Linked DNA regions of Mus musculus: region 1 is linked to region 2. Evidence: chromatin loops called from intact Hi-C (ENCODE). Cell type or tissue: gastrocnemius. All regions are shown on one strand. Links, peaks and the distances in the headings refer to the core of each region. The heading gives the core; the rest is flanking DNA. Region 1 overlaps Mboat2 (membrane bound O-acyltransferase domain containing 2). Region 2 holds the start of Mboat2 (membrane bound O-acyltransferase domain containing 2).

Region 1 (8,000 bases), core at 1-8,000, 120 kb after region 2:
GTGCCTGGCCTATGACTGATGTAGGGCACTGACAGGAAAGCTGGGCTTGGGAAAGAGAGACAAGCTTTTGGAAAGCTCTCCCCTGCACTGCTTCACAGCCTTGGGAGGCTTCCGATGGGCTTAGGGTTAGGGTAACCGTGCCTGTCGTGAGCTTCATCTGCATGGATCCTAGTACTTTCCCATGTTATCACCACACGAGTCTTCCTGAATGTCCAACGGACTCGTAATGCTCCTGCCCGCCTTGTGAAGGGTGCGCTGATGTGGCGTGGAGCCTCTTTGGTCTGTCTCTTGCCCTATTCACTACATCATCATAAGTCTCTTTATTCTGAATATTGTGTGATACACAATGCACATTTGAACACCACACAGAGCAGATCACAGAAAGGCCGAGCAGTTGGTCCTTGGCATTTCACTACTGCCTTTATTTTATTGCCGTGAAATGTGGCTTTAGCCTGGCAATTTAATGGAAATTAAAAGATAGTGTTACCTTGTAAGAATTTGTTTGTTTTGAGACAGGTTCTCCCTGTGCATCCTGGGTTGATTTACTCTCCAGGCCTTTCCTCGGTCTCTGGGATGCTAGCCATGAGATGCACAATTATGCCTGGCCTTGTGTGGGTTTAAACTAAGATTGCCTTAATGCTGTTTTTCCTTCTGTCAAATTTAAACATTAACAATAAGTGAAACTTCTTAAGATCCTTGTATGCCTATTTAAATGCTGGCTTTAAACAGAGGCTCCGAGATTACAAACCAATTTTGTCCTTTTAGGGTTTTTTGTTTTGTTTGTTTGTTTTGTTTTTGTTTTTTTAAATAGTCGGTATTGATATTGGTGACATAGCTCATTGAGTAAAAGCACGTGTTACTTGCCTGACAACCTGTGTTCAAACACACACACACACACACAAATATAATGTAATATAATATAACATAACTTTGAACCATTGGCTCTGTTAAGCCACCAGCTACAGGAACATAGGCGTTCTATTCCCATTTGGATTTGATTGGAGGCTGTTGGCAACTTTGTGTGGTGGGAGTGGGGTGTTTTCTAGAATAATTGGCAGATTTTGCCTTTGATCTTATTAAGCCTGCACATTACCATACTGACCAGCTCACCGTAAAGGCGGCTTAAACCCGACAGAAGAGTAAATCTTGCTTGCGTACTTTCCCCCCCAGATTGTAAAATTTTTTGTTTAATCAAAGAACTAATAAAAGAACAGACCATTTAAGGGTAGGATCGGTGTCTGTGAAGGTGTTTGGCTGCATTTTGATGGGTCTTAGCTCATTTGGCCATAACATCAATGGTGTGAACTAGAAACGCTTTCTGTTGATTGGAAAGGATCCACTTGAAGCAAGAGACATCCGATGTTGACCGGGTCTGTAAGCTGCCGGTCAGCCACCACTGTGAGAGGGTTGACAAGGAAGCTCTGTAGTCCAGAGTGGGTTCTGGTCAGCCATTAGGCATTCGGCCCCACTTACCTAGAATAAAGACCAAAATGAGCATGCTGACTGCAGGGGGAGCGCTCCCAGCAGTTTCTTACAGGCAGGTGAGCACTCTCCACTGTATTCTAGCACAGTACCCAGAACTCTCCCTCTCTGTCTGTCTGTCTTCTCAAGCTCATGTCTGGTGTCTTGTTAACTAACCTACTGACTTGAATAGGGTTGTTGTTTTCACTGTGTGTGATGATGTCTCTGACCTCTCTTACATAAGTCAGGGCTGGAGAGATGACTGGGTGGCTAAGAATGCTTGCTGCTCTTCCTTCCAGAGGACCCGAGTTTGGTTGCTTACAGCCACCTGTAACCCCAGCTCCAGGGATCTAGCACCCTCTTGTGGCCTCCGTGGGCACCTGCACACAGCTTAGCAGACATGTACACACACATACTCATTTTAAAATTCAATTAAGTCATGGACAATGGATCTAGCTCAGCAGGAAAGGGCTCACCTGGAAGGTCCAGTCTCTAATGCTACTAAATAGCTAAATAACTAAATAACTAAAAAGTCCACTCTCACTGCTTAAAAGCTAGGCAGGGTATACACCTCCTGGGAGAGCAGAGTAGATTGAGGCTGGAGAGATGGCTCAGCAGCTAAGAGCATTTGTTTCTCCTGCACAAGGTCCAGGTTCAGTTCCCAGCAGCAACATGGTAGTTTACAAACATCAGTTTTAGGGGATCTAATAGCCTCTTCGGCCTCAAGGGCACCGGACATGTACATGGTACATATAATATGTATGCATGCAAAGCAACCCAGACACATAAAATTAAAATTAATCTTTTAAAAAACCATATATGTATGCACGTGTATATATATTGTATGCATTGCAATAACATTTCTTAATGCTTTACTTCCTCACAGCTGACGCCATTAACAATGCTGCGGGCTTCGGTTTCAGAGGATACGACAAGAATGGAGTGGCTCGCTGGGACTTAATTTCCAACTTGAGAATTCAGCAAATAGAGGTTAGTAAACGTTTAAGACGTTAGTCATGTGACAGCATAAGTGCCACCGTGTGCTTTTATAGGTTATGGTGTGATTCCCCGAGAGTGGAGCTAACAGGTGTTGACCACAGTAGGCTGCAAACTTTCTTTTAATAAAGAGTGTATTTGCGCTTATGGAGGTGAGAGTCCGTAAGGATGAAATGAACCTAGCGGTATGACTAGGACCAAGGGAGCTCACATCATACAAACACAAAGCAGAGAGAGAACTAGAAATTTTAACCATTGAACCTACACGTGCTGACAGACTTTCTCTAACAAGGCACACCTCCCACACCTCCCAGTCAGCTGGGACCCACATGTTCACGTGCGTGAGACTGTGGGGGACATTTCTCACACACGTGGACCGATGTTTAATTTTATACAACCAATTAAAGTTCAGCTGGAATCGTGGCCGGTCAGGGAGCTGAGAACAACAGACTGAGTGTTCAACGTTAGACAGGATCTCACAGCAGCCGCTTCAAGGGCTCGTGGGAGGATTGGAAAGAAAGCAAAGTCAAAGGAGAGGGAGGAGGACATGAACCCATTCCCCGACTCTCGGCCCCTGTTCCCTGGTGGTGGGACACTCTGACCCCTGAGAATGCAGTGAATGAGGCTGGTGACTTACGGTCCGCAGGGAGCTTTGGAGAGTGCTGGAAGGTAGGCTCTGACCTGGAAGGTGCAGGCATATGGTGCTTTAAGTCTGTGGTCGGTCTGACAAGCCACACAGGGAGGGGAACCAGAAGCAGGAGGTGACCGGGTAGGCCCTGGATGAAGAACATCCTGTGGGTGTGGGAAGGGGCCAGCGGGTCATAAGATGGCATCGAAGATGATGGGGGTGAGGCTAGAGAAGCCATCCTTTGGAACTCCAGTTCCAGGGATCTGGTGCCCTCTTCTGGCTTCTAGAGGCACTGCATGTACATGGTGCTCAGACACAGGCCAGCAAAAAACTCTCATAAAATGAAAATAAGTAAAAACAGGGAGGAAGAGGGGAAGCGGGTGGCTGCTGGAGTAGGGTGATGACGGATTGGCATTTACAACCTTTGACTCTGTGGTGACTCTCTGGAGCTTTCCAGCCTCCATGGACAGACTTAGTTTGCCACGTTTGTATGTTTATGCATAAAATGGATATGGTTTTCCCATACCTTGAGAACCAGGTGTTACCCTCCTGGGCACATGAAGCATTGCCTTCTTGGGGATAGGTGGCACGAGGACAGAGAAGCACTGGTTTCTTAAGGAAGGCATTGTGAGCACGGCTAAATGGCCCCAGATGTCACTTGAGCTGGGGCCAGGAGCACTCCAGTTGAGTATGGTTTCATCAGCAGTTCTGCAGGGAGGGGGAACAGAAAAGGTAGCCAACCCAGACCCGAGGGCCTGTAGCTGTACAGGCTGTAGGTAGAGGGGGGCCTGAGGAGACTTTTGTTTAAAAGTCACTGTTCTTATAGAAGTCCTGAGTTCAGTTCCCAGCACCTATGTCAGGCAGCTCAAAACCACCTGTAACTTTAGGGGATCTGAAACTCTCCTGAGTCCTCTGTTGGCACATGCATGCATGCACACACACACACACACACACACACACACACACACACACACACACACAATAAAGACTAAAATACTGACGAGAAGGAGTTTAAAGTTGGAGAGACTCACTCTCTGCAGCTCCTGTACATGTAGAAGAGAGAGACAAGGTAGAGGAGAGGAGGCCACAGTAGGCCTGCAGGACTGCATAATGGCACTCCCGAGGCGGACGGAGCAGATGTGATGTGAGGCATGAGGTCTGGTGACAAGGATGTAGTGTATGGTGAGTTCTGTCTTGAGGAGGGTGGACAGGCTGTGTCTGTACTTGGAGGCCAGATCACCTACTCTGAGGGACTTTGGAGAGCTGTGAAGTATTTTTTGTTCGTTTGTTTGTTTGTTTTTCGAGACCTGTGACGTATTTTAAATGCTGCTGGTTAATTCTTTGTGATGTACCTCCCCTCATTGTAGCATTGAAATAACTGTTTTCAAAATAGGCACAGTTAGCATCAGGTAGATTGGGGGCCTAGTCACAGCTGAGAACCATGTATGTTATCATCTAGATGCTACCAGTGGGGACGGTGGGCAGCATGCCCATCATAGAGTAGGGTTTTGATAAGTTGATGGGTAGGAAGGAAACCAAGACAAGAACATCAAAGTCTCGGTGTAATAAATAGACTGTGGAGTCTAAATCGCTAGAAGGGAGCTGGAGACATAGGTCTGTGTTGACCTGGGGTGTCACGGCAGTACTCTGCTGCCTTCCAATGTTGCTGGAGATATATAAACTTTCGTGGATGCTGTTACTGTATTAGAAGAACAGTGTTTGGGCTGGTGAGATGGTTCAGTGGTTAAGAGCGCTGATTGCTCTTCTGAAGGTCCTCAGTTCAAGTCCCAGCAACCACATGGTGGCTCACAACCATCTGTAACGAAACCTGATGCCCTCTTCTGGAGTGTCTGAAGACAGCTACAGTGTACTTACATATAATAAATAAATAAATCTTTAAAAAAAAAGAAGAAGAAGAACAGTGTTCAGTAAGGAACCAATGCTATGCCATTATTACCAAATGACTTTAAAATTTAATTTCTTAGCTTATTAAAGCATTACTATGTAGACTTAAAGCTTCATTATTTTGTTTGCCAAAGAAAATGGTCTCTTTGTCTTTCAGATGTCAACAAGTTTTAAGATGTTTCTTGATAACTGGAATATCCAGACAGCTCTTTGGCTCAAAAGGTATGCACCTTCGAGAGTCACCCTTAGGCATGCTTTGGCCTTAAGGACTTGAGCCTAAGCTTGCCAACTTAACATCCTTCATTAATTGTTAGTGTGTTGAATGACATGTGGTCTTAGGATCCGCCATTAGCATCCACCAAAGCAAGGCACTGTTCATCAAGTCAGAATTTCTTGGAATTAAGACACAAGCATCCCTATGCCAGTCACCTCAGCTTGGCTTGGGCTCTGCTGATGTCTGGGCCTAGCCAGTGTCCTCTGCAGCTCTTTTTATATGTTGGGCTGGGGACACACACATGTAGGATCAAAAGACTCAGTCTTACTCCCTAGTCAGGGCTCTCCTTAAGATCATACTGTGAGGCTGCACAGATGGTCCTGCAGTTAAGAGCGCTTGCTGCTTGTGCTGAGGACCTGAGTTCAACCCTCAGCATCCTCAGGAGGGCTCACACTGCTCCGTAGCTCCGGCCCTTGTTCCAGAGGGTCAGGTGTCCCTTTCTAACCGTATGCGAAAAATAAAGTAATCTGAAAAACAGCAACAGAAATCTTATAGCGTCCCTGGAGCCAGGGCATAGAGAACTGAAGCCAGACGTGTCTCAGGATGTGTGAGGTGGGTGAGTGGGGTGGGGTGGTGCACAGGACGGGCGGCCCAGCCTGAGAAAACACGGGTCCCATGAGCACCGTGCAGTCGGATTCACCCTGAGACACACAGCGGGTCTTGTTATCTGTTGTCTCCCAGCCAGCCTTCCCAGTGGTTCTGTCCTATCAAATCCTATCTCCCGTGTTAGGAAAAGCAGACTAGGTTTATAGATTCCCCCAAACTGGAAGTGATCATTTTAGTAATTACATATACCAGTAAAAAGATAGGAGCCAAGCTTACACTTGCAAGTCTGACACGTCATGACTGAGCTAGTGCCCAGGAGAAAGGCCGTTTGTTTTCATATGCCCTGTCAGCCCAGAGAGGATCCTGTGGGTTTTGTGAACTTAGATCCGCTCACTTCTCTTGGCTCTCCTGTTATCTATGGTTTCTAGGGTGTGCTATGAACGAGCAACCTTCAGTCCGACAATCCAGACATTCTTTCTCTCTGCCATTTGGCATGGGGTCTACCCAGGATACTATCTGACATTCCTAACGGGAGTGCTAATGACGTTAGCAGCTCGGGCTGTAAGTATCAACGTTTTTGTTTTATAATTCAGTGAGTGACTCTGTTTCTTGGGCTGTGAGCAGCAGCACCTGCCTAGTAGAAGTCAGATGTATGACTGTTCTCTGGAAATGAGTATACACCCCCAATGCCAGCCTCCATGCTAACTGTATACCAGGAGAAGCCATGCGTCTGCCTGGCAGGAAGTGCTTAAAACAAGTTATGTGTCTTTACAGCATTTTCTGAACGAGAGATAGCAATGATGATTAGCATGGGTAGGTCTCTTCTAAACCACTTGTTTCTTTTTCATTTGTGATGTAACTCTGGAGGCCTCTCTCAGTTCAGAGTAGAGTATGACCACTCCTAGAGAGAGGGCTGGGCTGTTCCCAGTGGGAGACACTGTGGACTGTGGGTGCAGTACTGTTCTGAGGAGTGTTTGCTGGTGGGAACCTGGAACAGTTTGAGGAAACAGTTAACATCGATCGCTTCATAATATGGAAGAAAAGAGGGGGATGAGTCGGTGTGTCTGGAAGTCCACTGGAGGGAAGTGATGTGTCCAAACGTGTTTTTACACGCTTACTAGAGTACCACCTGGATAAAATAGCTTCATTTAACAAACCAGCGGATACTCACTCTGATGGACTGTGGGAGTATATGAGGGAAATAGCAAGAAAAGTAATACAGGACTGTGCCTCCTGGTGGTTGATAGTCTGCCCAGGGGCATAAGCATGGATATGTGTGTTCTGTATGTGCGCCTGCATGTACATCACTGAGCATAGACCCCTGGGCTACCCACTAGGTAGAGTTATATAGCAGAGTTTAAAGATGGAAGTTCTCTTGGTTGGGTTGGTTAGAGATGAGCTCATTAGGGCAGGTTTTGTCTGTATGCTTTGAAAGGTAGAAGGTATTTCAATACCAACTGGAGTGTAATGGGGACAAGATTATATCCTAGGCATGGGCATGACATTAGAAAGGTTCAAAGCCATAGTGTATTTGGGAAATGCCAGGGAGATGGAATTAAAGCAGTGAGTTCCTATGTGAATAGCAGATAGTTCTGGATAGGAAGAAAGGCGGCAGGAAATGACAGGAGCCTGGGCATCAGCCCTAAAGCCTGGTCCTGTTCTCTCCGTTGCATCAGGGAGTCAGGGGAGGTAGGGCTTCTATTTTCTCAGAGTGCCGAAGGCTGTGCAATGCGAGGTAAACACTCTAGCACTGAGCTACATCCCCAGCTAGCTAGAGCTTCTAAACATGGTGGAATAGTGGCCAGCTATGCTGGAAGAAATGGCTTGTTGATATTATATAGAGTGGATTAGAGAAAGCTAGGCAAGAGGTCCTAGGTGCCAAGATTTGGTTCTAGCCTCTGAGAATCGTAACCATTCACTACCATAGTTCGGAGGAACCCACATGGTATCTTTGTAACCAAAGCAGTGCTTCACCTGTGGAAATATTGGGGCACACCAGACATAAAAGAAGAAAGGAAAATGAAATATATGGTAGAAATGGAAAATCTCATTTGAGTAAGAGTGTGCATTTTAAAACTGCAACATTTGGCTGTTTTGAACTGTCTTGTAAAAAGCTGGGGACATAGCTGAGTACACTTGCCTAAAATGCACAAGTCTCCAACTCTGCAACAAACAAACAAGCAGGCAGAC
Region 2 (15,143 bases), core at 7,144-15,143:
CTGTTTGTGAGCATGTGTGTGCTATGGCACAAGTGTAGAGGTCAAAGGACAAACGGTTCTTTGTCTCCACTGCTTGGGGCCCTGGGATTGAATATTTCACATTCTACAGAAACAGCATTAAATTGAAGAAATAATCACTTTGCCAAGCTCAGGTCCACATTATGACCCACTGCCCAAGTTTTCAGAGATAGTATTAACGTTTCTAGCACATTTGCAATATGTCAATTTGTAAACAACTCTAAATAAAGCACATTTCATCTTTAGAAACTAGAACTTATTTCAATTTGAAAATGTGGAGGATTTATATTGTGTATATTTTAAGTGAAGATCTTTTTTTCTTCACTAAATTGTTTGCCTGAAAAAATGTTCACATTCTCGATTTGACAAGTACCTTTATTTGAAATATGCTTGTATGTTCACATCCTATCTGAAAGGGGTAGGCTTTGAAATACTCACATAAATTGTCTCAGACATTAAGTAAGCTATATCTTTGTAAAGAAATCTTGATACAACTTTGGAAATAGTAAACGTGTTTTAGACTTAAATCTCAATGTTGCTCATGTGTAACGTGAAATATTTTAAATTACAGTGCTACATGTGTATTTGTTTCTGTTTTTCTTTTAAACTATATGGATGTATAAGAATGCTTGTGCTATAAGCATTAGGACTTGAGTTTGAATCCCCAGCCCCCATATAAAAGCCAGACTTGGTGCCTTTTACCCCAGCCCTGGGGAGATGGGGGATGGGGGATGGAGACAAGTAGATCCCAGGAGCTCCTTGGTCAGTCAGCCCAGTCAGACAGCAAGCTTCAGTTCAGCAAGAGACCCTGCTTTAAAGGAAAAAAGCAGAAAGCCATAGAAGACACCCAACATCCCCTTCTGGCTTTCGTATGTACACACATGGTGTCTGGAACCCCCACTCCACACACAAACTGACTACAGCCTTGCTCTGTAGCTCATGACCTTCCAGTCTCAGTCCTGAGACTACAGGTGGCACCATCATAGCGTAATCTGAAATTCTCAACAAATATAAAACTATAAATTTAGCCGGACGTGGTGGCGCACGCCTTTAATCCCAACACTGGGGAGGCAGAGGCAGGTGGATTTCTGAGTTCGAGGCCAGCCTGGTCTACAAAGTGAGTTCCAGGACAGCCAGGGCTATACAGAGAAACCCTGTTTCAAAAAACCAAAACCAAATCAAAACAAAACAAACAAAAAAAACCCAACCCCCCCGAAAAAACCAAAAAAAACCCAACAACAACAACAAAACAAAACAACAACAACAACAACAAAACCAAAAAAACCAAAACCTATAAGTTTACCATGTGCATATTTAGAAAATTCTGACAAATGAATTCACATTCTATTAAGTAGCATTATGACTTATGGTGTACAAAGTTGTTTAGTAGGCACTGAATTTTATTAAAGTGCAGTTCAAAGAGAGTCTTTAACATATACAGATGTGACTCAGGGTGATGTTTATCTGGAATTCTTTGTTCCATGTGCATTTTAACATCAGTTATGACAGAGTGTCCTTATAATTATAGTGGAATCCACTATTTCAGAAAAACCTGCTTAGCAGGCTATAACAATTACTCCTGCCTTTGGGAATATTTAATATTTGGTGGCAATAATGTTGCTGCCATGAGATTGGCATCGATTCTGTGAATGCCAGGAGCTTTAGGTGGACCTCATAATTCTTAATGCTTATATTTCGTAATTGTTTTATCTGGGTAATATGTGAGCGTGGCAAGCAATGGGCTAGGTGATGGGCGTAGCTCCCCCACATACATTAAGGTAGCTCTAAGTATCTGTATCACTTGCTTGTTTCATTAAATAATTTCTCATAAACTCCAGTGTGCGAAATTTTACTTATACTATTAAATCTTCAATGATAGATATATACATGTATGTATATATATATACACACATGTATATATATGTATATATGTATGTATATGTGTGTATATATATATACATATATATATATACATAAAATCTAAAAACATTTGATGAGAAATTTTGAAGAAAAATTATAAATTAAGAGAAGGCTGTAAGATATTGAGAATGTTATTGAGAAGATCTGGGAAATGGAGACAGGAAATAAATAACAAGTCAGGAGTTCCAACATGGTACAACTAAGAACTATGCAAGCTGCTTTCTGGTGGAACTGGAGGAGGATGGCAGCTACCCTAGCAGCTACTGGTGGAGCAGGCCTAGGGGTGGAGGGGCCATCACCCAAACTGGGAAAACCTGAAAGTCTAAAGAGAGATCCTTATCATGGCTGTGTGATTTAGCAGGGTGTGGCTCTGGGGGAGGAGCTACAGAGGATCTCCAGAACCACCACTGGGTCCCACATCACCAAGCTGATGGTTGGCAGGCTGACCACATCTTCTCTGGCTACTTAAGCTCAGCAGCTGACGTCATGCAGTAACGGATGTTTTCAGTTATCAGCTTGGTTTCCTCAGCATTGAATTGAAAGAACCTCCACTGGTATACACAGCAGCTAATTGCTTTATTTTTATTTCTGTGTTTTGGGTGTTTTGCCTGCACACCCGTTTATGCACCAAGTACATGTGGTGCCTGAAGGGGCTAGAAATGGGCATCTGAGTTTTGTGAGGCACCATGTGGGTGCTGAGGATCAAATCTTGGTTCTCTGGAAGAGCAGGTAGTGGCGTTAACCACTGACACGTCCCCTTTAAAGACTTGATGCCAGAGGTCATCATTACAGCTGCTACACTGGAGGCAGCAGGCAGGTACACTCAGTGGGGGTATGATAGCTTAGTAGTCCTTTGCCTTGGGAGGCTTGTGTCTTACTGTATAGCCCAAGATAGCCTAGAACTCAAGCTTTTCCTGCCTTGGCCTCCCAAACAGGCTACAGGGCCCAGCTAAGCATCAATGGCAGCACTGGAATTTATAGGAAAATGCTTTCAAAACTTTCAGTGAACACTGGTTTCAATTTAGAATTCTAGCTCTAGCTCTGGCAAATGCTATGAAAGGGTATGTCCCCATGACCCCTCCCCTCTGAACAGTCGTATGCTGCTGACACAGGAAGGACCCACTTACAAGCTTCTGGGCAGTAGGTGTTCTGCAGGTACCGAGGTCCATCCAGCAAACTCCCCAAGTATCTGTGAGTGCTTGGGAATGACCCATGAAAAATGGGAAAGCCACAGCCTAGACATTCTAGTCCTGCTTTGATTTCTCTCCAGAAATCTGCCTCGCTCTGAAAGAGATAATCCTAATGTATTACTGCCTTCTTGGGTTCTATCAGACATACTTGAGTCTATTTTATTTGTCTGCTAATTTATCTTTTGATGACACTTAAGTAACTCCAGAGGGAACAATTTTAAGTGCTCTCTCAGAGGACTATCTAGGGACCAGTAGCTGAATACATTTTACATGAGGAATGAGTCACTTTATGCAATAAGACCAAGTTCCTGGCTCCTGTCCTAGAATAACAGGATCATTTCATTAGTTTACTGGCTGGATGCTAACTTAAAATTTTTTTTTGTAGATTTAGAGACAGTATTTACAGAAACACTGTATTAAAGGACAGTGTCTAATGTACCTGAGATTTCCAAAATCTTCAAAATAGTAATTTATGTCTTAAAATGATAGTCCAAATTATATTTATTTTCTTAGGTCTTACCTATGAGATTCTTATGTAATTTACTGTCTATTTACTTTTTTTATTTTTTTTCTCTGAGACAAGGTCTCACTGTGTAACCCTGGGTGTCCTTGAACTCACAGAGATCCACCTGTCTCTGCCTCCTGAGTGCTGGGATTAAAGGCATGCGCCACCATGCCCAGCTGATTTACCTATACTTTAGAGACAGAGTCTTACTATGTAGCTCAATCTGGCTTGTACCTGTGTAGACCACACTGTCTTCAAACTTACAGTAGTCCTCCTGCCTTTACCTCCCCAGAGCTGGGACTACAGGCCTGAGCCATTACTCTTTGCTTGCCTTTTTAAAAATCCTTTTCCTATTGTGTAGGTTATACAAACTCAGAATAGATACTGATAGCCAAAAATAATCAAACACACTGCTGCATGTTTAGCATATAAGAGGAAAAAATAAAACCTAGCTGTCATCCTATTTATTTCTTTAATGTAAAATTTTGCTAGTGTTTTCAGGTGAGGTAGACCAGGACTTTATTGTCTTTTAATAACTTCTTGGTAATTGAAGTCATCGATGTCACACCCTTCTCCCTGACCCCCCTCCGTCCTGCCATTTTAAGTGGGGTAACTGAAGTGTTGTTGGCTTATATCTTTTCCTGGCATATGGCACCACCATAAACATGACAGAGACTGCAAGATCCACCACATCTTTTATAGCAATGACCATTAGTGATGGAAATATTTGCCCAGAGTTGAAAATTTGGCAACTCTTAATCTGAAGTATATAAAAAATTGGGTTCCCATTTTAGAAATGAAATCATTAAGAGCCAAAGAATCAGTTTACACAAAATCAAATAAGTAGATTTCAAACTCAGGGCAATCTGGTTCTAGTTCTCACCTCCTTCACCTGGTGGGGCCTCTCTATAAGCCTATCTCCAGTAGCTCCACAAATTAGGACAGTATTTCAAATGAAAACTGGAGTGAAAGTTTCTCCCTTGACATTTCTAATTTCTTACCTGACCTATGTTTACTTTGGAAGTGGCACCGTCTTACCTATTTATTAGTAACATGGGATTAAGTGTCCTCAGGAACACAGTGCTTCTTTTGTTTCTTAAGGGTGGTATTTGTGTTTTTTTTAAACACTGCCTTGTGATATATATATATATATATATATATATATAGTGTTTTAGGTCTAGATTAGAATTCACACACAAAAACCCAAACAGGAAGAAATATATGCTTTCAGATGGAAAATAAATTAAAAGATAATTTGATGAAACTGAAACCCTGCCTTATCTGATTGTAAGGCATTCATTCCTTAGCGGGTGCCTCATGTACTGGAGAGCCACCTATCCTGGAGAGCAGGTCCTTGGCAAGGGAACTGGGTTAGGTGTGTAACCACAGACGTTATGATTACACAGCAGAGATGGCTCCTGTGTCTTCACTGGTGTTGGTGTTGCAAGTCCCAAATCCAATGTGAGCAACAGAAGGGTTGGAGGGACCTATAGGAAGATGTGCTATTCAACAGGTTCCCCTACAGAAGGTCAGACCTGCTCAGAGCTGCAGGCTTTTAGGGTTAGTTATTACAGACATGAGAGATCTGGCAACAACGAGAGGGCATTAGTGGAGCCCTCTCTTAGTGGACAGTCCAGACTGTGTAGCACAGCAGTGATATGTCAATACATTTCAGGAAGGGAATATCTTAAAATCCAAATAAGCAGAAATAAACAGAAACATCAGGCAGAACTAAGAAAAGTATGGCATTCTTACTAATGCAATTAATGCTTCAGGTGTAATGGATGGTGATAACCTGAGGTGACTCTAAAGCTTTGAAGTTACGATGTTTTGTAATTTAAATGTAAATATCATTATATAAACTTGTGGACACAGAAGAGAATTGTTCAATACCTACAGGTCAGGGCTTAGAATCTGCATCTTTACACCAATAAATGCATTATTTGACTGATTGATTGATTTTTGAGACAGGTCTCACACCATACCCCAAGTTGGCCTGGAACTCACTTTGTAGCTCAGGGTGGCTGCTAACTGGTAACAATTCTGCAGCAGCCTCCCAAGCGCTGGGGTTACAGTCACTATGTCCAGACCGAGGCATTATCTTAAAGGAGATTTAACTCATTCATATAAAAATGAAACAGCCCAGGAGCAGGAGAGATGATTCAGTGGTTAAGAACACTAGCAACTCTTCCAGGATCTGGGTTCAACTCCTAGCGCTCACATGGTGGCTTACAACTGTAATTTCAGTTCAGAGGGATTCAATGTTCTCTTCTGGCCTCATCAGGCACACAACTGATGAACAGACAAGCCCCCCATACACATAAAATAAAAAGAAAACAAGAAACAAATAAAAGGAAAACAGATGTTTTCCCTAAGACACACAGATCTCAAATAGGTATTTGTATAGGTCACTGGAGAATACACATTTCAGAGAAGATTGACTAGGGAACAGAAAATTACAAGTAGCTCTGAAACCCATGGAGCACCTGAAAAGCTCTGCCATTCCCTTGAGAAAAATGGTTTTGTTGCATCTTTCAGCCAAATAAACCTAGGTTAAATATTAGATTCAGAGGGATGGAGGGAGAGATAGAGATGGAGAGAGAGAGAGAGAGAGAGAGAGAGAGCCCTCAAAATTCTTGGGACTCATTCCGTTACAGAGGAGGAGGGAGCACTGAAATCATCTAGTTTGTTCAATATGGAAGCAATGAGACTGTTGGCGGCCTCTAAAGCGGCAGAGTCTGGAGAGCCAGGACCTTTGCTGCATGGGACATCTCTTGTTCAGTCTTCCTTTGTTATTTCATAATTGCAGGATATTAGGTCTTAGAGGTTAACGTTCCCAGGTTAAGCTTACTGTGAGTGCTAAAGGGTGCCATCCAGTTAGCCAACCTTATTATGTACGTAGTTTAACGGCATTCATCTTGAAGTGATTCCAGGATATATAGAGTATAAAATACGCAAAATAATTGCCCAAGAGCTCCACTTTCATGACACATACCATTTTTATACAACAAAAGCAGCTTGGCAGATTATTCATTTCTTCTGAATGGTTTATTCAAAGTTAAAAATAAGTTGAGAAGGGAACATTTTATTGTAGCAATCTTTAATTATCATAGCCATTTCCATTTTCAGAGGCAAGGGCAAGGGAACACTGCTACCCTGTCACTTGTCACCCAAAAAACGCTGCTTGGTACTTCGGCTTTGGCTGAAGTTAGTAACCCTAGTTAAAGATGTGATTTCTATTTTAAGTCCTCTTTACCACTTGAAGTTATTTTTAGAGTTAAAATAATAGTAATATCTTTAAAAATCCAGTCTATTATTAATTCCAAGCTCACAATCACTCTTTACTATTGTAAAGTAGGACAGTTAGCATTATTTACCCTTAACAATGGGAAGCTTAGGGCAGAAAAAGAACTTAAGTGAACTTCTAAAATTCACAGCTATTTGCTGTAATATTTAGGAATAAATTTTAGGTCCTTTGTCTGCCAACTAAGCTTCTGTGTCTTCTAGAAGGAACATTGTGTGTGTGTGTGTGTGTGTGTGTGTGTGTGTGTGTGTGTGTGTGTTTTAACATTAAAAACTGACCTAACCTGGTACTTTGTATTACTCTACTGTCTCATATACATGATGATTTTGCCTTTTGATTATAAGTACCATTTATTTATTTATTTTACAACATCCACACAGTTCCCTGAACACAGTAAGACAGCACTCAATAAATGATTTTAAGAGTTAGGGACATGGGGATTGCTGTCATAGGTTGGCTAGCTGAGGCAGGACAATGAAGAATTACATATAATTCATTCAGTTCTCTCTCATTTAAAGGCTCCTAGTCAAATTAGCAGATACTAGTGGGGAGGCCTCTATCCACTTTATATTCTCATCACTGGTTCTTAACTCAAAATGTTAACTCAACAATCTACTTCCTTATTAAAGACATAAAGATGGAGTATTTTAAAATTTAAGGTGTAGTTGACAAAATATCTGTATTTATAGTATATCACATGATGTCTTAATACATGTATATAGTGAAACTCAGTTAAATCCAGATGCAATAGTTTCATAGGAGAGAAACATTTTTCATTTTTAGAATTACATTAAATTTCTTGAATGGTTAATTTAATACATCAACTTCACTGGGTTGATGAAGGACTGGACAGATAGTAAAATAGTATTTCTGAATGTGTCTATAAGGATGTTTATAGAAAAGATTATTTTTTGAATTGGTAGACTGTGTAAGGAAAATTGCTTTCTTCAGTGTGGGTGGTATCATGATTGAACTGAAAACAAAACAAAACAAAACAAAACAAACCCTCAAAGGTAGAGGAAGAAAAATCTGTTTAAGCTGGGACATCCATATCAACAATTGTGTCAACACTGGTGCAGCTGTCGTTCAGATTCTGAGGGAGTAACAGCTCTTCTGGTCATTAGGCCTTTAGATTTGGACTGGACCTATATACCACGTGCGCTCCTGACTGCTTTGCATAAGGCTTCTATGTCTTTATCATCTCAAGCCAGTTCCTTATAACATACTTTCTTCTATATCTTTTTGTAGATCCTGATTGGTCTATTTTTCTGGAGAATTCTGACTAATGTGGTTGTTTCTAAATGTTACAATGTAACACAGTTGTAAGCTTTTTGTACACAATATTATTACTTCTTTTCTTATATAAGGAAAGTGAGGTTAAAAAGGCTCCAAAATTGGCTAGTAAGTAGTGAAGACAGAAAACAAAACAAAACAAAAACCAACCAACCAACCAACCAAACAAACAAAAAAACCCCAACCAAAACCAAGATCTCCTGACTCTAAAATCTAAGCTATTATTATAGGCCAAGATACTTGACCTATACTCTGACATAAAATTTCTCAGATGGCTCAAATCTTTCCCATTCTAGATGTTAAAATAAATAATTTCATAAAGTTATAACAGGCACCTAAAAGACAGTTTCTGCTAAAAAGTACTTATCTCTCACTTGGGCTGACACAAGGAAACCAAAAGCAGGAGGAAAGCCTGGCACCTCTGCCTTCATTTTTAAAATCTGGCTCCTTTACTTGGGGTCAGAAACCTACTTAACGCTACAGGAAAGGATGCTAATCATTCAGAGAATATCTAAAAACGGGCAACAATTACTTCATCTCCACTCAAGGCTGAAGGCACAATAAACTGTCAACTTTTACAACGTCTCGTTCCAGACCTCCTAAAAAGTGTCCGACTGTCTCCAGTCCTAGTCCTAATCCTCCATAGGCATTACTGACTCCAGGAACACAGAGCCTAGCAGACAGTTCATCCCATGACATCACCCTAAAGTGACCTGATTGTCCCACCAAGCAATAAGGCCAGGGGATGACAGGTTAACACCAGAGTCAGGTCTCTATTAAAGGAGTCACCCTCAATAAAAACTATGTTCTGTCTTTTTCTAAAAGAATAATCTGGCCTCACAGAATTCCTTTGGTAGACAGTATTTGTTCTAGGATTGTATCTTATGCTGCCTACTTTAGGTTGCAATATGTTTCTAACACCCACTTTTTAAGGTTTTAAAATGGTATTTTAATTTTTCCCTTCAGTTTATATGTTCAGCCACCTGTACACTTTCTCAACACGTCCCTAAAGGGGGGGGGGGGAGGAGACAGAGACAAAGAGGTCCTCGATCCAAGGTTATATTAATAGAGAGGTCCAGACTTGGGACTATTTTAGGAAGTAGATTATTGGACAGGTTTGATTTCTAATTGGTCCCAGCTAGTTGGAACACAATATTAAGAGTGAAAGATCTCAATTATTTTCTCCCCATCCTCTAAAAGACTACCTTACTAGGACTCAGCTGTTCACCCAGAGAATATTAGCAGCAAGAGACTATCCCAACTAAATTCAATAACCCCCTTTTCAGAGAGAGCTGAGTCCACAGCCAGGTTTCCTGAAGCACTACTTGCCCGCTCTTACTACTGAAGCCTCTAGAGTGGTCCTTGAGGAAGTGCTGTACCTAGTAGTTGATGGCTATTCTGGAGTGGGTGTTAAACCTGAGAATGAAGAGGGCCTTGTCTTTAAGAGGTCAAAACTGGGGCTAAATTAGTTGGATCTCAGGCCCCCCCCCCCCCCACACACTGTTATTTAGCTCTTGGTTAAGTTATGTAATTTTTCTGGAATTCAATTTCCTTGCTAGATTGAGGGTGGTTACAATACCTGCCTCACATGGTTGTTGTGGGGACTCACATAAGTCTACCTTTAAAAGCAGTGTTAGCAGCACATTTAAACCCCCGCCCCCCTTTAAATATTAGTTTCCAAATCCTTGGATTTTGAGAGGACGATGCTGGCATTTTCCAGGTGTTCCCATGGCTAGTTTAAAGGGTAAGAGATCACATTTGTAGGGCTGACACACTAACTGCCCTCCTGGAATGGAGGTGTGGACACAGCAGAATTCACATCTGGCAGAGAGGCTCGCAGGCACGAAGGGATGCTTACCAGCAGCCTTTCCTTTGAGGAGGCGGGGCCTTTACATGCCGGCCGCTGGCTACCCAGGCTTTCCCTCGGGCGCTGCCCAGGTCCGACCTGTTTCCCTCTCAGCTGGATGCGCGGTGAGGGCATCGTCCCAGCGCGGCCGATCAGGCCCAGGTGGGCGGCGGGTGAGGTAGGACCACCCGGCTTTCCGCAAGTTTGGGCAGCCCAGGAGACAAAGGCACTTTCTGCTTTGGGGTTCTTGTAGCGCGTCTCCCTGAAGCTCCCAGCCCCCTACCTTTGTTCCCAACTTCCCCCGGCGCTGCAACTCTTTGTCTGGCCGCCACCCCGAGCCCCTTTGTTGTCCACCGTCACTGCCAGTGAGGGGTGGGGACGGCGCCCACCATTCCTGAGAAAGGAAGTGAGCAGAGGCGGAGGCAAAGCCGCCCTCACACGCCCCCACCAGCTAGCCTGACTCTCGGTCGCCCTCGGGCGACAGCCATGGTCGAGCCTCAGCCCCTCGCTGGGGTCCTCAGCACGGAGGAGGGGCGCGGCGAGGCCAGCGTCCTCTGATTGGCTGTGGGAGTCGGGGCGCCGCGACGCCATTGGACCGCGGAGCTGTCTGGCGCACGAGTGCGCGAGGTGGGGAGGGGGCTCTGGAAGCTGCTGGAAATCGGGCCGCCCGGCGGCGTGAGGGGGCCGCGCGGCTGGGTGGGCGGGGCGCCCAGCAGTGGGCGGGGCCACTAACTCCGCCCACTGCCCCTCCCCGCGCGGCTGCTCCGACCGCGGGCGGCCGAGGGGCGGGCGCGCCGCTGCATCCCCATCCTCGGCGTAGCTCGGCACAGAGCGAGCAAGCAAGCAAGCGGCGCCTGGCCGGAGCGAGCGGACGCAGCGCCGAGGCCCGGCCATGGCCACCACCAGCACCACGGGCTCCACCCTGCTGCAGCCCCTCAGCAACGCCGTGCAACTGCCCATCGATCAGGTACCGGCGTCCGGGGCGTCGTGCCCTGGCCGCCTCTGCCGGCCGCGGTGCCACCCGGGCGGGAGCAGGGTGGGGGCTGGGGCCGGGACCGCCGTGCCCGGCGCCCGGCGGGGCGGGGGCGCGCGGCTGGCCTTGTCCCCTCGGCTGTCGCTCCGGCTGGTGCCTCTGTGCCCACCCAGCCTCCCATCGCCGCCCGGGCGGGGGTGGGCGCGGGCGGAGGCTCGGCGACAGCCCGCCGGGGAGGGCTAGACAGACGTGCGCGCGTGCATGCTGTCGCTGCCGGGCCACCGGGCGTCGGACCCGGGAGTCCCGGGACCGGTGGACCTGGCACTGCTGCGGGTTATCGGGAGACTAAGAATGGTTTGGGTGCCGAGTGCCCAGGACACGGCGTGGATGGACGAGGCTTAAGCTCTTCTGCACTTGGGGACAGTTTGCATTGAAGTGTGGCTCAATAGACGGAGAGGCAACAGTTTGGGGGAAGACAGGTTATGAAGAGAAGTCAACGTGACTTCACGATGCTAGGGTTTCTGGTGAAAAAGTTGCAGCTGTGGATAGGAGCAGCCATCCTACCCCCTCACCCTACCCCCAGAGAAGCTTTTGACACTAGGGAAGGCTGGCATTTAAATGAGGCCAGTCGAATTTGATTGTTTAAAGGGCCTCAGGATTACTGAAATAAACAGCATTGGGATGGAGAAAGCAGCGCCATTTTTATTGAGCAAAGGAACTTTGGAAGTATGTCCTGAGAAAGGTCTGGGAAAGTTGTTGGTGGGGTATGGTTAGATAGCTGGTCTAGCTCCAGTACTGAAGGAAATTGACTTTGGAAATTCAGCCTAACATTATTTCTGATCTGGAGGTGTTTGCACTTCCAAGGGCTATGGGCTCAGCTTGAGTAGCTGCTAGTGGTATCTTAAGGTTTGCATGTAAAACACAAGATTCCTCTCTGGACTTGAGCTGGAGGTGACACCTGAGCTGAACACTGTGTGCTCCAGGCTTTGTGCTTCACTGTTTAAAATAAAATATACTGAGTTACCTCAAAGGAGGGTTAAACCGTCCTGCTCAGTGTTCTGATCTGACTTCTTTCCTTTATTCCTCTCATAACTTTTCGATTAATAGTGAAATACCTGTTCTCCACACAGCTTACACAGCGGTTGTGGTGTGTGTCATGCTAATAGATTATAAGAGTGCCCCAAGTGGAATGATTCCTTTAATTCACAGAATTAGTCTTTGTTTATTAAGTTGATAATAATCAAAGGCTTTGGATACTCTCAGTTCTGTGGAGGAGTCTCACTATTTCCTAAGTGGAATCATGGCACCTGACCTCTAGGTGTGTGTTACACTTCTGACTTCAATAGGTTGTTCCCAGCCTACCAGTGCAGGTAGGGCAGGATCTTCTTGCTAATGAGAAACGTGTGTGTGTGTGTGTGTGTGTGTGTGTGTGTGTGTGTGTGTGTCCTTTACCTTTTTATTCTTTTGGTGAGGCAAATGATTGTGTATTCTCTCTGCCATAGCCCTATTAAGCTAATTCTTTTAAACTTCTATAAAGGATCATAACTTTTAAAAGTAATCTAATATCAATAAGCTCCTTTAAACATCTCAGCAGTCCAGAGAAAGTTCTTTGTGGAACTGAAGTGAGCAAGCAATCCAGGGAAGGTGACCTGAGTTAAGACTGACTTTATCAGCTAGAGGTCTTGTCTCTTGTGTCTTAGATAATCTGCATCTTCTGGTATACGCTTGAAGTCTGTAGAGCCCGAGTTTATATGGCCATTTGTGTAAGACAGTTGTTTGCTCTGTGATAAGCAAGTCTTAGGAATATTGGGTTAATCCATACAATCTGTACTTTTCACAGCAATAATTATTTCTGTGAATACCAAAGAATCTTCATGATGATACTCTTGGAGTAGTTAACATTGTAAAATTAGACAGACATTTTAGAATTAAGCCAATCAGAAACATTTCCTAACACATGAACAGTTGAATCCATGTTGAAAGAAAGCCTAAGACTTGGCTGTAGTCAAATAATGTAATTCTATAGGAAAGAAAAAAGACAAGCCAGGAAGTTTATAACTTGCTATGTGTTCACTTGGTGTGTGCCAATTTACACTGTTTAGAAAAATTAGGAAATTATAAAAGCAGTTGTTTTAGGAAGTAATAAAATGTGAACTTTTTACTATTGTATTGACTTGGCACACTGAGAACCTAGTGCCCTTGCTGCTGAAGTAACAGGAGGAAGAAGTGTGCTGTCAGGCAAAGCAAAGGAACTGGAGATCTTGCCTTAGGCTGGAGAATCTTTATCTTTGCTAAGAATTACAGAGTGACCTTGAAGTAGCTGAAGTGGTGCTCTGTAGTCTTTAAATGAAATTAAAGCATGAAATAGTGGTATCTGGGAGATTATGAGATCTTTAAGATAGGAAGTACCTGGCCCCCCGGCGTTTTGCTCTTTAGGGCCTGTTTTCCAAGTGACTTCCTTCCTAGTATAATTCTGAAGGTCTGTAGAAAGGAATGTGTGGAGGTGTGGTTTGAGAGAGGAGCCATCTTGAGGACCAGTTGTGCCAAAGAAAAGGAGCAATTGTGTGAGTCCCAGGCGAGATCAGGTGTCTCCATATCACGGGGCTTCTGTTCCTTATAAGTTGCTGATGTGGGGTTTTAGACTCCAGAGCAAGTACCAAAATGAAACTAAGAATAATGTCACTGATGATCAACCTATATATATATTTTTTTCTTGTTTCTTTTTCTTTCTTTCTTTCTTTCTTTCTTTCTTTCTTTCTTTCTTTCTTTCTTTCTTTCTTTCTTTCTTTCTTTCTTTCTTTCTTTCTTTCTTTCTTTCTTTCTTTCTTTCTTTCTTTCTTTCTTTCTTTCTTTCTTTCTTTCTTTCTTTCTTTCTTTCTTTCTTTTTTTTTTTGAGACAGGGTTTCTCTGTATAGCCCTGGCAGTCCTGGAACTCACTTTGTAGACCAGGCTAGCCTCGAACTCAGAAATCCACCTGCCTCTGCCTCCCAAGTGCTGGGATTAAATGCGTGCACCACCACGCCCGGCAACCTATATATTTTTTTCTTTTTTTTTCTTTTTTTTTTAAAGATTTATTTATTTATTATATGTAAGTATACTGTAGTTGTCTTCAGACACACCAGAAGAGGGTGTCAGATTTCGTTATGGATGGTTGTGAGCCACCATGTGGTTGCTGGGATTTGAACTCCAGACTTTTGGAAGAGCAGTCAGTGCTCTTAACCGCTGAGCCATCTCACCAGCCCCCTATATATTTTTTTCAACATCTTATATTATCTATTACATTTGCTTGGCCTTGCTCTGAGTTATCATGAGATTGCTTTCTAGTTGTGGCCCCCTCCGCTTCTCCCTCCTTACTTCCCATGATTACTGCTGTGAAACTGGGTAAATAGCCAGTATATTAAACAGCAGAACACTGGTTAGAGATGAGCCCAGAAACAGCCCCTTGACATAGGAGTCATTGTTTTATAGATCATGTGCCAAACTCTTGGGACAGGGAGAAGACAAGAAGTGGGGACTTGTGGTGTTTTGAAAGGTTTGAAGGAAGGAGAAAGATGTGTGGGAAGAAAGGTTAGATGTTACCAAGCAAGCAGACTCCAGTAGTATCTATAATGCCCAACACTTGAGAGTTTGGGAAGTGTTTCTATGTATTCTACATCAGTCAATAGGATCCTTACACCTCTGGAAGTCAGATATCGAACCTGAATTATTTAGTTCATATACATATGTGCACATGGCCATGCTTTTAAGTCTTTGCATAGACTGTCAGTTTATTTTGTAGTTTTGGTGTGGGAGAAATACTTTGGATATGTCTTTGTTTTAGAGCCGAACCTTTTGGCAGTGAAAGTGAGAAGAAGTAAGAACTGTCCAGAGTTCCAGATATTGGTGTGCTGGTGATTGTGGGTTGGGATAGGGAACCCAACCTCTGTGTGTGTGTGTATGCATGTATATCATATGTGTATGCATGTATATCATATGTGTATGCATGTATATAATATATATGTTTGAATGTATATCATATGTGTATGAATGTATATTATATGTGTATGAATGTATATTATATGTGCATGAATGTATATTATGTGTATGAATGTATA

What was found. Peaks named below come from ENCODE experiments on the same cell type or tissue, not always from the same donor. Only the 100,000 strongest peaks of a DNase experiment are listed, where the experiment ranks them.
Region 1: it touches region 2 in a loop (2.0-fold over the local background); 11 of 42 quality-filtered maps call a loop at or near these places.

The regions. Positions count from the first base shown.
Region 1 is chr12:24,949,039-24,957,038 of GRCm38, forward strand. It overlaps Mboat2 (membrane bound O-acyltransferase domain containing 2), which reads left to right. Exons shown (of 13, transcript NM_026037.3): 9 at 2,348-2,451; 10 at 5,148-5,212; 11 at 6,239-6,371. Among named protein-coding and RNA genes, the nearest start is that of Kidins220, 22 kb to the right of the region's middle. In gastrocnemius, for the core only: CTCF peaks have their summits at 1,832 (motif pointing left) and 3,369 (motif pointing left); DNase peaks (open chromatin) are centred at 1,812 and 3,353.
Region 2 is chr12:24,820,732-24,835,874 of GRCm38, forward strand. It overlaps Mboat2 (membrane bound O-acyltransferase domain containing 2), which reads left to right and starts at 10,868. Exons shown (of 13, transcript NM_026037.3): 1 at 10,868-11,043. The coding sequence starts at 10,969. 2900060N12Rik (RIKEN cDNA 2900060N12 gene) reads right to left here and starts at 10,586. Exons shown (of 3, transcript NR_166876.1): 1 at 10,089-10,586. In gastrocnemius, for the core only: a CTCF peak has its summit at 10,651; DNase peaks (open chromatin) are centred at 10,220 and 10,657; H3K4me3 peaks cover 2,096 bases; H3K27ac peaks cover 1,448 bases.